Regions from separate parts of the Mus musculus genome. Here region 2 is linked to region 1. Evidence: chromatin loops called from intact Hi-C (ENCODE). Cell type or tissue: heart. All regions are shown on one strand. Links, peaks and the distances in the headings refer to the core of each region. The heading gives the core; the rest is flanking DNA.

What was found. A loop is a pair of places that touch in the nucleus more often than their neighbours do. Peaks named below come from ENCODE experiments on the same cell type or tissue, not always from the same donor. Only the 100,000 strongest peaks of a DNase experiment are listed, where the experiment ranks them.
Region 2: a loop joins it to region 1, with 4 times the contacts of the local background. A loop is called at or near these places in 16 of 42 quality-filtered maps.

The regions. Positions count from the first base shown.
Region 1 is chr11:96,865,880-96,868,788 of GRCm38, forward strand. The region is part of intron 2 of Gm11523 (a long non-coding RNA gene); the gene reads right to left. Among named protein-coding and RNA genes, the nearest start is that of Gm11523, 13 kb to the right of the region's middle. In heart, for the core only: a CTCF peak has its summit at 1,445 (motif pointing right); a DNase peak (open chromatin) is centred at 1,482; H3K27me3 peaks cover 374 bases.
Region 2 is chr11:96,962,582-96,965,490 of GRCm38, forward strand. Sp2 (Sp2 transcription factor) reads right to left here. Exons shown (of 7, transcript NM_001080964.2): 2 at 784-860. D030028A08Rik (RIKEN cDNA D030028A08 gene) reads left to right here. Exons shown (of 6, transcript NR_003293.3): 6 at 990-2,479. Among named protein-coding and RNA genes, the nearest start is that of Sp2, 14 kb to the right of the region's middle. In heart, for the core only: a CTCF peak has its summit at 1,185 (motif pointing left); a DNase peak (open chromatin) is centred at 1,160; H3K27ac peaks cover 515 bases.

The DNA of each region.
Region 1 (2,909 bases), core at 205-2,704:
ACGCTGCAACTGTTCAGTGGAAGGTGCACGCTGGGTGTGTAGCCTAGGACTAATGAGAATCTGATCCTTTGTGTCCACTTCCCAAGTACTGGAATTCTAGGTGTGAGCATGCCCTGTTTACTCAGGGGTAAGGATTGAACCTGGGGATTTGCGCATGCCCGAACCAGCCAGCACTCTGCCGGTTCATCTTCATCTCTAGTCAGGTGACTTTACACACATTAGAGGTCACTCCTTTTAAGTCCATGCTTTAACATGTATTTATTAGATATTAGATATAGATATTAGATATAGATATCCTCATACATAGCCATGCTTTAACACCACTTCTTGCTTTATCCAAGACACCACAAACCTGATGTGGTATAGTACTTTTTTTTTAACTCCAGCACTTAAGAAGTAGAGGTAGGAGCCGGGCGTGGTGGCGCATGCCTTTGATCCCAAAACTTGGGAGGCAGAGGCAGGTGTATTTCTGAGTTCAAGGCCAGCCTGGTCTACAAAGTGAGTTCCAGGACAGCCAGGTCTATACAGAGAAGCCCTGTCTTGAAGAAGAAGAAGAGGAAGAGGAGGAGGAGGAGGAGGAGGAGGAGGAGGAGGAGGAGGAGGAGAAGAAGAAGAAGAAGAAGAAGAAGAAGAAGAAGAAGAAGAAGAAGAAGAAGAAGAAGAAGAAGAAGAAGAAAGTATGAGGGCTTGGGGCTGAAGCCTGCTTAGCACATATGAGGCTTTTTGTACACCCCCAGCATAGAAAATTCTCTAGACATCCCCAAAAGGATGCTCCTGCTTCCTTCCAGACAGCAGCCTCTTAGTGAACGTGAGGGAGCCTTGGTGGGTGTGTGGAGAACGCATGGGGTAGGCAATTGATTAGTAGAGACTTGCCACAACTGTTTCTCAACCTCCCTGAGGTGGAGGACCACCCATTCGCACCACTCTGAGGTTACTCCCTGTGGCTGGATGCCTTCCAGAAGATGGTAGGGAAATCTAAGAATTTGGAACTTGGAGAAGTAGACAGTGCAAAAACCAGAAATCGCAAACTGTCTCCGTGGGCCTGCGAAATGACTCAGTGAATGGAAGGGCTTGTGGAGTAGGCTTTATGACATGAGTTCCATGTTCAGAACCCACAGACGAAGGGTAGAGCTGACTTTCGAAAATTGTCCTCTGATCTCCATATGGATGCCATGACATCTTCATGAATGAGTGTGCACACACTAGTAAAGATGATGATAGTAATAGTAATAGTAATAGTAATAGTAATAGTAATAGTAATAGTAATAGTAATAGTAATAGTAATAGTAATAGTAATAGTAATAGTAATAGTAATTAATAGTAATAGTAATAACAACAACAACACAGCAACAATAGTGCCATCTCGCTCCAAATCTCACCCGTCTTAGTGTTCCAGGAATGAAAGTCAAAAAACTGAGGCCCTCAGGTTTGCCCAGAAGGTGGCGCTATAAGACAAGCGCCATTTACAGCCTCCATAGCCAGGCTGTGATCAAGCATCTGGTCTAAGGGACCAGTCCTGAAGGACCTTTCTCTGGGCAGGGGCTGAGCATTGGAACCCATTCCTAGAGATAGCCTAGAAGCCCCAGGTAAATACCACAGGGGTCTTACACTAAGACAGAACCCAGCACAGCTGTGTGCAGAACAAACGGCCTGATAGAAAGAACTCAAGAAAACCAGACCTTCCCCTCCAGCTCTGGCGATCCCACTCCTCTTGAGCGCCAGGCTGGAGCAGTAGCCAAGGAATTCCCACGCTCGATAAAGTTTATACTGCAAGGCAGAAAAGGTGCTTTAGTGACGCCGGGAGAACAAGCCTGGGGCCCTCAGGAGATGAACGTGAAGCCTGAACTCTGACCCATCCGATGCTACACAGCTAACAAGGAACAGAGCCTGCGCAGGAATGATGGTGTGCCCGGTCACCACCTCTCTCTCACTTGATTTTTGAGACAGAATCTCTCTATGTAGCCCAAGCTGGTCTTGAACTCACAATCCCCCTGTCCTCACTTCCCCAGTGCTGATGATTACAGCAATATACTAGCAGTTTTTTCTTTTCTTTCTTTTTTAAAAGATTTATGCCGGGCAGTGGTGGCGCACGCCTTTAATCCCAGCACTCGAGAGGCAGAGGCAGGAGGATTTCTGAGTTTGAGGCCAGCCTGGTCTACAGAGTGAGACAGGACAGCCAGGACTATACAGAGAAACCCTGTCTCAAAAAAAAAAAAAAAAAAAAAAAAACAACAACAACAACAAAAAACAAAAAAACCAAACCCAATAATAATAATAGTAATAGTAGTAGTATTAATAAGTATAAAAAGATGTATTTATGTATACAAGTACACTGTAGCTGTCTTCAGACACACCAGAAGAGGGTATTGGATCCCATTACAGATGGTTGTGAGCCACCATGTGGTTGCTGGGAATTGAACTCAGGACCTCTGGAAGAGCAGTCAGTGCTCTTAACTGCTGAGCCATCTTTCCAGCCCTTGCTTGCCTTATTTATTTATTCATTTATTTATTTATTTATTTATGCATTAGAACCTACAATTCATAAGTCATTTATCCTCGACAATGAGTGACATCCTAGGCATTTAAAATGATAGCAGAATTCCTAAATTAAAAAAAATAGCAATTTATATTTTTCTTTTCTTTCTTTTGCTTGTCTGTTTTTTTGTTTTTTTGAGACAGGGTTTCTCTGTGTAGCCCTGGCTGTCCTGGAACTCACTCTGTAGACCAGGCTGGCCTCAAACTCAGAAATCAGCCTGTCTCTGCCTCCCAAGTGCTGGGATTAAAGGTGTGTGCCACCACTGCCTGGCAATTTATATTTTTTCATTTTCCTTTTCAGAGAGAAATGAGGGATGTGCTCACTGGTAGAGCGCTTATGAGCATGCATGAAGTCACAGTTTAATTCCCTGTAT
Region 2 (2,909 bases), core at 149-2,648, 97 kb after region 1:
GTTATTTATTTAATGTATGTGGGTGTTTTTCCCACATGTATGTCTATGCCTTACTCAAGTACTTGTACTTGGTGCTTTCAGAGGCCAGAGAGGGTGTCAGATCACTTGATCCTGGAGTATGAGCTATCATATCAAACCCAGGCCTCTGGAGGAGCAGCCAGCGCTCTTAAGCCACTGAGCACCTCTCTACCTCTTTTTTTCTTTTTGGCTTTTCAAGACAGGGTTTCTCTGTGTAGCCCTGGAACTCACTTTGTAGAACAGGCTGGCCTCGAACTCAGGAATCCGCCAGCCTCTGCCTCCCGAGTGCTGGGATTAAAGACATGCGCCACCACGCCTGGCTCTCTCCACCTCCTTTGCCGTCATTTTTGAGACAGGGTCTCTTACTGAATCTGAAACTCACTGACTGGGCAAGACTAGTTGGCCAGTAAGCCCAGTGGAGCCCCTCTGTCTGCCTCTCGAATGCCAGGATTATAGGTGTGTACTACCAAGCCCAGCCCAGCGGTTTACACGGGAACTTGGAATTGAACTCAAGAACTCATGCATGTGCAGCAACTTTACTAAGAGCCATGGCCCCAGCCCCAGAGGTCACGGGTAACACAACTCTTTTTGCCTGACCCAACTTTGACATCTTAGACAGGTGTCTATGTCTTAGTTCAGAAATGAGAACAAGTGAATCTCCCTGGGTGTCTGCAGTGAGAGCGAGCGGGTCTGAGTAAGGCAGAAAACCCACTTCATCAACCCGCCGGGCTCTGGCCCTGCCCTCAGAGAGCACCGTGCACTTGCCTGGGTAGTAGCAGCAGCAGGCTGCAGGTAGTCACTGGGACTGACAGCAGCAGTGGCGGCCATGCTCATCTGTGGATCTGCTGGGAGAAAGATGGAATGATGTAAGAAACACACCACAGGAGAACCCAAGGCCCCTTGCCTCCGCTTTTTAAATTAAATTAATTTTTTTTTTTTTTTTTTTGCCTCTGTTGCTGCTTTTCCAACAGGTTAAGAGCTTTTCCTGCAAGGCCCCGCTCGAGCATCCCAGCCCCGGGCTTGCCAGGGTGAGCTTTTCCTTTGCTTACACTCATCGATTCAGGCCAGGCCTGCCTTCACCACACTCCCCACACCATCTAAGATGAGGAGAACTGGGAGACTCGTGTGTCGGTCCGGCTGTGCTGAGTCCAGAGTGCCCCCTGGTGGACACTGGTAGCCCTCTAAATCTGAATCTCTTCATTGGGGCAGAGCCTCTAGGCTTGTGCTAAGGCAGGCTACCAGCTCAATCCAGCGGGAGCTAGATGCAAGCCAGTCTGGGAAAGAAGAAAGGCAAGGCCAGCATTCCTGAGCAGCAGGACATAGCTGTCCTACTCTAAAGGCTGTCTGTCTGCTCAACCTTCATCAACCTTCACACAGAGACACAAGGGCCTCCAGGAACCAGAAGACGGCAACTCCTTTAAGCCAGCAGTTCTCAGCCTATGGGTCGTGACCCATTTGGCAAACCTCTCCAAAAGTATTTACATGACACTTCGTAAGAGTAGCAAAAGTATGGCTGTGAAGTGGCAGAAAAAATAATGTTATGTTTGGGGGTCACCACAACATGAGGGACTGCACTAAAGGGTTGCTGCGTAAGGAAGGCTGAGAAGCGCTGCCTTAAGTGGACTAACCCCTTTACCCAGGACAACTGATCTGACTGTGTAGGTCATAGACTCAGCAGGGCTAACAACTACATGGAAGAATGAACACTTTCCACTTTTGTGTATATGCAGTAATAGCTGGCAGAATTTTTCTCTTCTCATTTCCCCACAACTGGATAGTTGACCTCCATATCAACAGGTTCTGTAGCCACAGATTCAACCAACCATGCATCAAGAAATGTTGGTGCTACATAATCTGCAGATGACTTAAGGTATGCGGCAGATGTGCAACTTACAGGTAACTTCTATACATTATATATAAGTCTTGAGCATCTACGGGTTCTGGAATCTCCAGGAGCTCCTGTGGGTACCAAAGGATCACTGTATCCTCCTATAATTTTTAAACTTTAATTTTACTTTATTTGAGACAGGAATCTTGCACCATATCCCAGGTTGGCCTGGGACTCGTTTACTAGTCTCTCAAGGGCTGGGATTACAGGTGTGTGCCACCAGGCCCAGCCGCTTACTTTTGATAAGAGAGAAACTAAGAGTACTGGCTATTCTTCCAGAAGACCCATGTTCAAGTCCCAGCACCCACATGGTCATCACAATCCTCTGTATCTCCAGTTCCAAGGGCTGGCCTCCTCTAGCCTCCAGTGCAGGATGCACATATGCAAGTGGTGTAAAACGTACATGCAGGGGAAAACCCATACACATAGCATTTTAAACAAATAAAGGGCAAGCAAGAGGCTGGATGTGGTGGCACACGCCTTTAATCTCAGCACATGGGAGGCAGGGGAAACTGGATCTCTAGGAGTTTGAAGCCAGCCTGGTCTACATAGTGAGCCCATTAAAAAAAATCCAAAAAACAAAAAACAAACAAACAAAAAAAGAAAGAAAAAGAAGAAAGAAAGGAAAATGAAGCCCTAAGAGCTCTGGGTGAAGACTCTGCCATGGTAAGAGTCATAAATCACTAAGGCAAAGCAACTGGGAAGTCAGGCTGGTATCTTAGACATTAAGAAAGCAAATTCCAGGAAACAGAGAGATGGGGAAGACTCAAGGGACAGAAGCTCAGGAACTGACCCCAAGTCAGGAGTCTATGAGGACAGAGCTCAGGCAGAAACAGAACTATAGTTTGGTGAGGACAGAAGTACCACCATTCATGGCTTTTTTCAGGCCCCTGAAAGGTAGAAGGTAAAGAAAGAGAAACAGGCAGGCTGGCTGGCCAGGAAGCAACACAGTGCCTTCAGTGGTCACCAGGCCCCAAGCCATGAGATGCAGCAGAACAAGGGT